Regions from separate parts of the Homo sapiens genome. Here region 2 is linked to region 1. A link is a loop called in an ENCODE intact Hi-C map of the cell type or tissue named here. Cell type or tissue: heart left ventricle. All regions are shown on one strand. Each heading gives the region's core, and the rest is flanking DNA. Links, peaks and the distances in the headings are about the cores only.

Region 1 (2,922 bases), core at 119-2,618:
GTTGTATGATAGAGGAATTCCAACCCTCGCTAACACTCTGACCCCTTGTGCCAGCTTTCCAATAAGGCTTGAGAGTTCTTTAGAAAATCTCCTTCTTGGCACACTTTGAACTGGAGAGCAGTGACACTCTTGGCAGTGCTTTTGGTACTTGTTAGTTGTATCACTTAAGTTGATCGGGAAAAGAAAATAATCACTGGGGAGGGACCCCTTTTAAACATTTATAGTTTTGAGAATGCTTCACTGATCCAGCCCTGACTATACTCAGCACCTATACATCCTTGTCTTTGGTCTAGGGGCTCTGGTAGGAGGCGGCATTGAAATATGCCATCCCCTCCCTGCTGTTGCATTCTGCCGTCCAGCCCAGCTCTCCCATTGGCCCACACGGGGCTGCCCCTCTGGCCCTGGCTCTCGGCTTCCACACAAGCAGCTACTCTTGTACAGGATGGTAAAGTTAGGTGGCATTCACACTGGAGCAGGGACCAGGATCCAAGTGAAAGTAAGTTTCAGGAAAAGCTTGAGTCATGTTTCCAGTTTCAAGAGCCAGGCTGAATCTCTCAGAAGGGGAGCTGACGGGCGGCAGTGGGAGAGTGGAAGAGGTGGGCCCTGGGCACAGCATGTACTATGGCATCGCTCATCACCTGCCAATGGCAGGGAGCGTGGGCTGTCTTATATTCTGTTTGCCCCTCTCAAGAGGTAAGCTCCTAGCAGGCAGGATAACCTGAAGCCCTCTGGTGGGCCCTGTAGTGCCGCACTGTACTAGACAAACAGCGCGTGTCAGTGTTCTCGGGGAGGTGGGAGAAATTATGCACTGAAGAGCAAATCTCGGGAGAACATGAGGTTCCACGTGGGGTGCGGTGTGGCTGACTTCATCGCCAAGCAAGTACCAGCCCCTCCTGCTGTCATGGGCGTACTAGGGAACAGTCCTTTGCTCAGCCGGCTCCTGGGTTTCTGCAGGACCTCAGCAGGCTGCTAACTCCCGGATGTGAGCTGGTTGAGGGCAGATACTGGGTCCCCTTCATGTGCTTCTCTGTGTCCAACTCAGTGACTGAAACATGCTGTTTGTTGAATAACTAAAGGAATCTATGAATAAACTGGTGACAATGGAAGCCCCAGAGGTTCAAACATTCTAAGATGCCTATACCAAAATCTTTAAAAAAAATCAAACTCTATCCAGTGACCAACTCATTTTAGCCAATACCCCAATGCAATGAAATTGTAGCACCAAAAAAATTTTTTTAGAATCTCTCTTCAAACTCCTTATAATGGGATTTGACCTCTCAGACTTAGTAATGGGCAATCTGGTTTACTTTGCCTATGAGTAGAAGCTGTGAAGTACATAAAAGAGAACTTTTGTTTGCCTCTAAAACTCCAGGTAGTCAGTGCAGCCTGTTCTGTCCTTCGGGGCAGGCTTCTTGTCCTGATGAGTGTGCCTGCGTGAGTTGGGGGAGGACAGTAGCAACCTCGTGGTGCCCACCCCGGCCCCCATGCTCTTACCCTTCCTTTCTTACCCTTGCAGCCATCCCATTTTCCCAGCCAGCTGTCTGGCTTCCCAGACCACCTTTTAATGCCCCTATAAGCAGGAAAGACATTAAATCGTCTGTGCCCCAGGCACAGCCCACCCCACTCACAGTCATTCTTCCTGTCCAGCTGTGCCCTCTGTTGGTGGAAGGGCAGAGCCAGAGAGGAGCATGGGCTCATTCCATCTCATTTTTTAACAGAACAGTTAAAAGAAATTACTCTTCTCCATAACTTGCAAACCTTGTCACTTCTTAGAGGACATTGGGATTAAAGGAAGAGGGTGACAGTTAATAGCTGGGCTCTGAAACCAGATTTCCTAGTTTTTATTATTTTAATTGAGGAAAAATTGACATAACATTAACCATTTTTTAAAGTGTACAATTCAGTGGTATTTAGTATGAGAACAGTGTTGTGCAACCATCACCTCTATCTAGTTGTAAAATATGTCATTACCCCAAAGGAAAACCATATCCCTATGAAGCAGTCTCCCCTATGACCCCTGGTAACCATCAGTCTGCCTTCTATCTCTATAGATTCCCCTTTTCTGGATATCTTCTGTAAATGGAATTGTACAATATGTGTTCTATTGCATCTGGCTTTCTTCACTTCTGTTCTTGAGGTTCATCCACATTCCATCTAGTATCCATCCATGTATCAGTACTTCATTCCTTTTTATGGCTAAATAATATTCCATTGTGTGGATATACCACATTTTGTTAATCCATCCAAAAAAAATTTTTTTTTCAGACTGAGTCTCACTCTATTGCCCAGGCTGGAGTGCAGTGGGGCGATCTCCACTCACTGCAACCTCCACCTCCCAGATTCAAGCCATTCTTGTGCCTCAGCCTCCCAAGTAGCTGGAATTACAGGCGCCCTCCACCACACCTGGCTAATTTTTGTATTTTTAGTAGAGACGGGGTTTCACCATGTTGGCCAGGCTGGTCTCAAACTCCTGACCTCAAGTGATCCACCCGTCTTGGCCTCCCAAAGTGCTGGGATTACAGGCATGAGCCACCGCGCCCGGCCAATCCATCCAGATATTAGTGGACATTTTCATCTTTTGGCAATTGTGAATAATACTGCTATGAACATTCTTGGACAGGTTTTTGTTTCAACACATGCTATCAATTCTCTAGGATATATTCCTAGGAGTAGAATTGCTGGATTATATGGTAATTCTGTGTTTAACTTTTTGAGGAACCACCATACTGTGGTTTGTACTATTTTACATTCCCACCAGATTGCTTAGTTTTGAATCCAGCCCTGCCACTTACTTGTTAGCTGTGTGAGCATAGGTAAGTTACTTATGGTCTTTGTGCCTCAGTTTCCTCATCTGTATAATGGGTCAGTAATGCTGTTTACTCAATGGGGTTATGATACTTAAAAGAGGTGGTGTATGTGAAT
Region 2 (2,922 bases), core at 265-2,764, 180 kb before region 1:
AGGAAGGGGATTTCAGAAAGCCTTTAAATGAGTTATATTTTGCTTTTACATAAAAAAACAAAGTCTGTCATATGTCTAGCCGGCTAGTGCTGCTGCTGAAGAAGCTGAACATCGTCCCAGAGGGCAGCAGAACTCTCCGCATCGCACACAGGCAGTTTCCAGCCAGGTGTGTGCCAGTTGCTGGGTATATGCTTGTTTGCTCTGAGCCCTGGCATCCCCCTCCAGCTGACAGCTGCTTTGTTGAAACTGCTGTTAATGCTGAAGAGGGAGCAAAAAGAAAGAAGGGCATCGTGAGGTGTCCTGCCTCTGCACGTTGGGACATGGAGTGGTTCTTTCTGAGGAGCCAGGCCCTTAATTCCTGATGTGCTTTTCTAAATGGTCACGGTAACATACTTCCGGTTAATTCCTGATGCGCTTTTCTAAATGGTCACGGTAACATACTTCCGGTTAATTCCTGATGCGCTTTTCTAAATGGTCACAGTAACATACTTCCGGTTAATTCCTGATGCACTTTTCTAAATGGTCACAGTAACATACTTACGGTTAATTCCTGATGCGCTTCTATAAATGGTCACAGTAACATACTTCCGGTTAATTCCTGATGTGCTTTTATAAATGGTCACAGTAAGATACTTCCGGTTAATTCCTGATGCGCTTTTCTAAGTGGTCACAGTAACATACTTCCGGTTAATTCCTGATGCGCTTCTATAAATGGTCACAGTAACATACTTCCGGTTAATTCCTGATGCGCTTCTATAAATGGTCACAGTAACATACTTCCGGTTAATTCCTGATGTGCTTTTATAAATGGTCACAGTAAGATACTTCCGGTTAATTCCTGATGCGCTTTTCTAAGTGGTCACAGTAACATACTTCCGGTTAATTCCTGATGCGCTTCTATAAATGGTCACAGTAACATACTTCCGGTTAATTCCTGATGCGCTTCTATAAATGGTCACAGTAACATACTTCCGGTTTAGCAACATAACTGGATGCTAACATAATGACTACAAATAATGACTTACCTATGTTAAGTACTTATGGACCCACGGTGGCTATGCTGAATACTTTGCATGTATTTCCTAGAATCTTTACAATAACACCATAAAGAAAGTACGAAGAGTGTCCCATTTTGCAGATGAGGGAACTGACATTTAGAGAATTTAGACATCTGTCCTACGGTACACAACTATCAGGTGGCCCATACGAAATTGCTTTTTTAGGTATCAAAAGCCAGTCACTTATTAAAAATTTCATGTAGTTCATGCTGACAATTTCTGGCAGAGCCATTGCTACCAGATAACTCTAAGTTTGTGTGTATATACTGATGTAAAACTCTCCATGGCTCCATGGCTGGGCTTTTAGTCAGATTTCACCAAATTAAAAAGATGAACTTCTACAAAGTTAAAAAATTTTTGTTTGCACTTTCAGCAAAATAGCTCTTTATGTTAAACTCTGAGACATGGAATACTGAAGTTTATGATATCATTGTGGTTGCAACAGTGTTCAACTTGCAGGTTCCATGATGGTTGATTTTTGACTGCTTGAGTGTGTTTCCCTGCAGGCCTGCAGGGTGAGCTGTGAAGCTCACATAGAGACATTTGAGTTGTATTAAAATGGGTTAGCCAAGGCCTAATGGGCTGTAAAAAATAATGTGCTGTGGTGGTGTGTCTGATGATTTCCAGCCCTCATTCTTTCATCATTAGACCAGTGACACCCTCTAAACAAACATCTTACCAGTCAATGGATAAGTGGTCCCTGTGTCCAATACATAATTCTCATGCTTAAAATTAAAAAGTTATTGTAAAAACAAAATGGTCACTATGCCTAATATATCACTGTTCTTCCTTAGCAATTAGAACCTCTAAAATGAGTGAAATTAGAATAAAGAAGAACATTTCTATCTTGTTTGCATGAGCAGATAGGTCTTGGACCTCTGGAAGTTCAGCTCAGTCCACCAGTGTTTATTGAGCACCTGCAGCCAGGTGAGAGGCATTCTGCAGAATTTGTGGAAGAATCATACATGCTTAAGTGTTCTCTGCTGTGCCTCAGTCTCCCTATTTATAAAATGAATAAAGACGGCTCTGCTTCCAAGAGATTTCATTTGTATGGCAGCTTAAAATCTTCCAGAGAAACATGGCTGCCATTTACATTACTAATAAATAAAATTGTTCCCTAACAGAAACCAGCTCACTCAACCTGCCTATATTTACAATTAGAGTCGTTTGTTTGTTTAACAGATCCTTAAGCCTTACTTCCAGGTACTGTTCTAAGCATTTTATGTATTTTTTAAAAACCTATTACATAGATATTGTTACTATTCCCATTTTACAGATGAGGAAACTGAGACCTAGAAAGGTTAGATAACAGGCCTAAGGCCACAGGACTCTGAAAGTAAGTGAGGAAGCCAGGTTAAACCCAGGCAGTCTGGTTCATATCGTTCCTGAATGTGATAACCCTGCAGTCTGTTCCATCCCGGGCACAGGCAACTGGCTATTCTCACTGGGGAAGTCTGTTTTGCAAGGGTCCTTCTTTGTGTGCCTGAATGTGATGCATTTTGCACTTACTTCCTGAGAAAACTATTGCTGTTTCTTAAAGGTTCAATGGCTTTTTTATCCAATTTGTGATGGAATTCAAAAACAGAAGGAAGGATTTTTCCAGGAGGTATCTCTGTTTCTGTAATGGAATAGCCATTAGTTCCAGTTTCTCCCCTTAGCTAGCTCCCCCCGACATTCTCTCTCTCTTTCTCTCTCTGACACACACACACACACACACACACACACACACACTCCTTGAGTGTTCGGATGAGGACCCTGCGGGCCCTGAGTTCCTGCCCGACAGCATAAGAAGTTGGCGTAGAGTCAGCCCCTTCCCACTGCCTGTCAGAATTCTACACTCTTCCTTTTAGTTTTAGAAACCCAT

The links. A loop is a pair of places that touch in the nucleus more often than their neighbours do. Peaks named below come from ENCODE experiments on the same cell type or tissue, not always from the same donor. Only the 100,000 strongest peaks of a DNase experiment are listed, where the experiment ranks them.
Region 2: it touches region 1 in a loop (4-fold over the local background); 3 of 110 quality-filtered maps call a loop at or near these places.

The regions. Positions count from the first base shown.
Region 1 is chr6:5,764,812-5,767,733 of GRCh38, forward strand. The region is part of intron 6 of FARS2 (phenylalanyl-tRNA synthetase 2, mitochondrial); the gene reads left to right. Among named protein-coding and RNA genes, the nearest start is that of NRN1, 240 kb to the right of the region's middle. In heart left ventricle, for the core only: a CTCF peak has its summit at 1,668 (motif pointing left); no DNase peak of the experiment used is centred there; H3K27ac peaks cover 1,398 bases.
Region 2 is chr6:5,581,354-5,584,275 of GRCh38, forward strand. All of the region lies in intron 5 of FARS2 (phenylalanyl-tRNA synthetase 2, mitochondrial), which reads left to right. Among named protein-coding and RNA genes, the nearest start is that of FARS2-AS1, 120 kb to the left of the region's middle. RefSeq lists enhancers at 1-1,159, 40-109. In heart left ventricle, for the core only: a CTCF peak has its summit at 1,558; no DNase peak of the experiment used is centred there.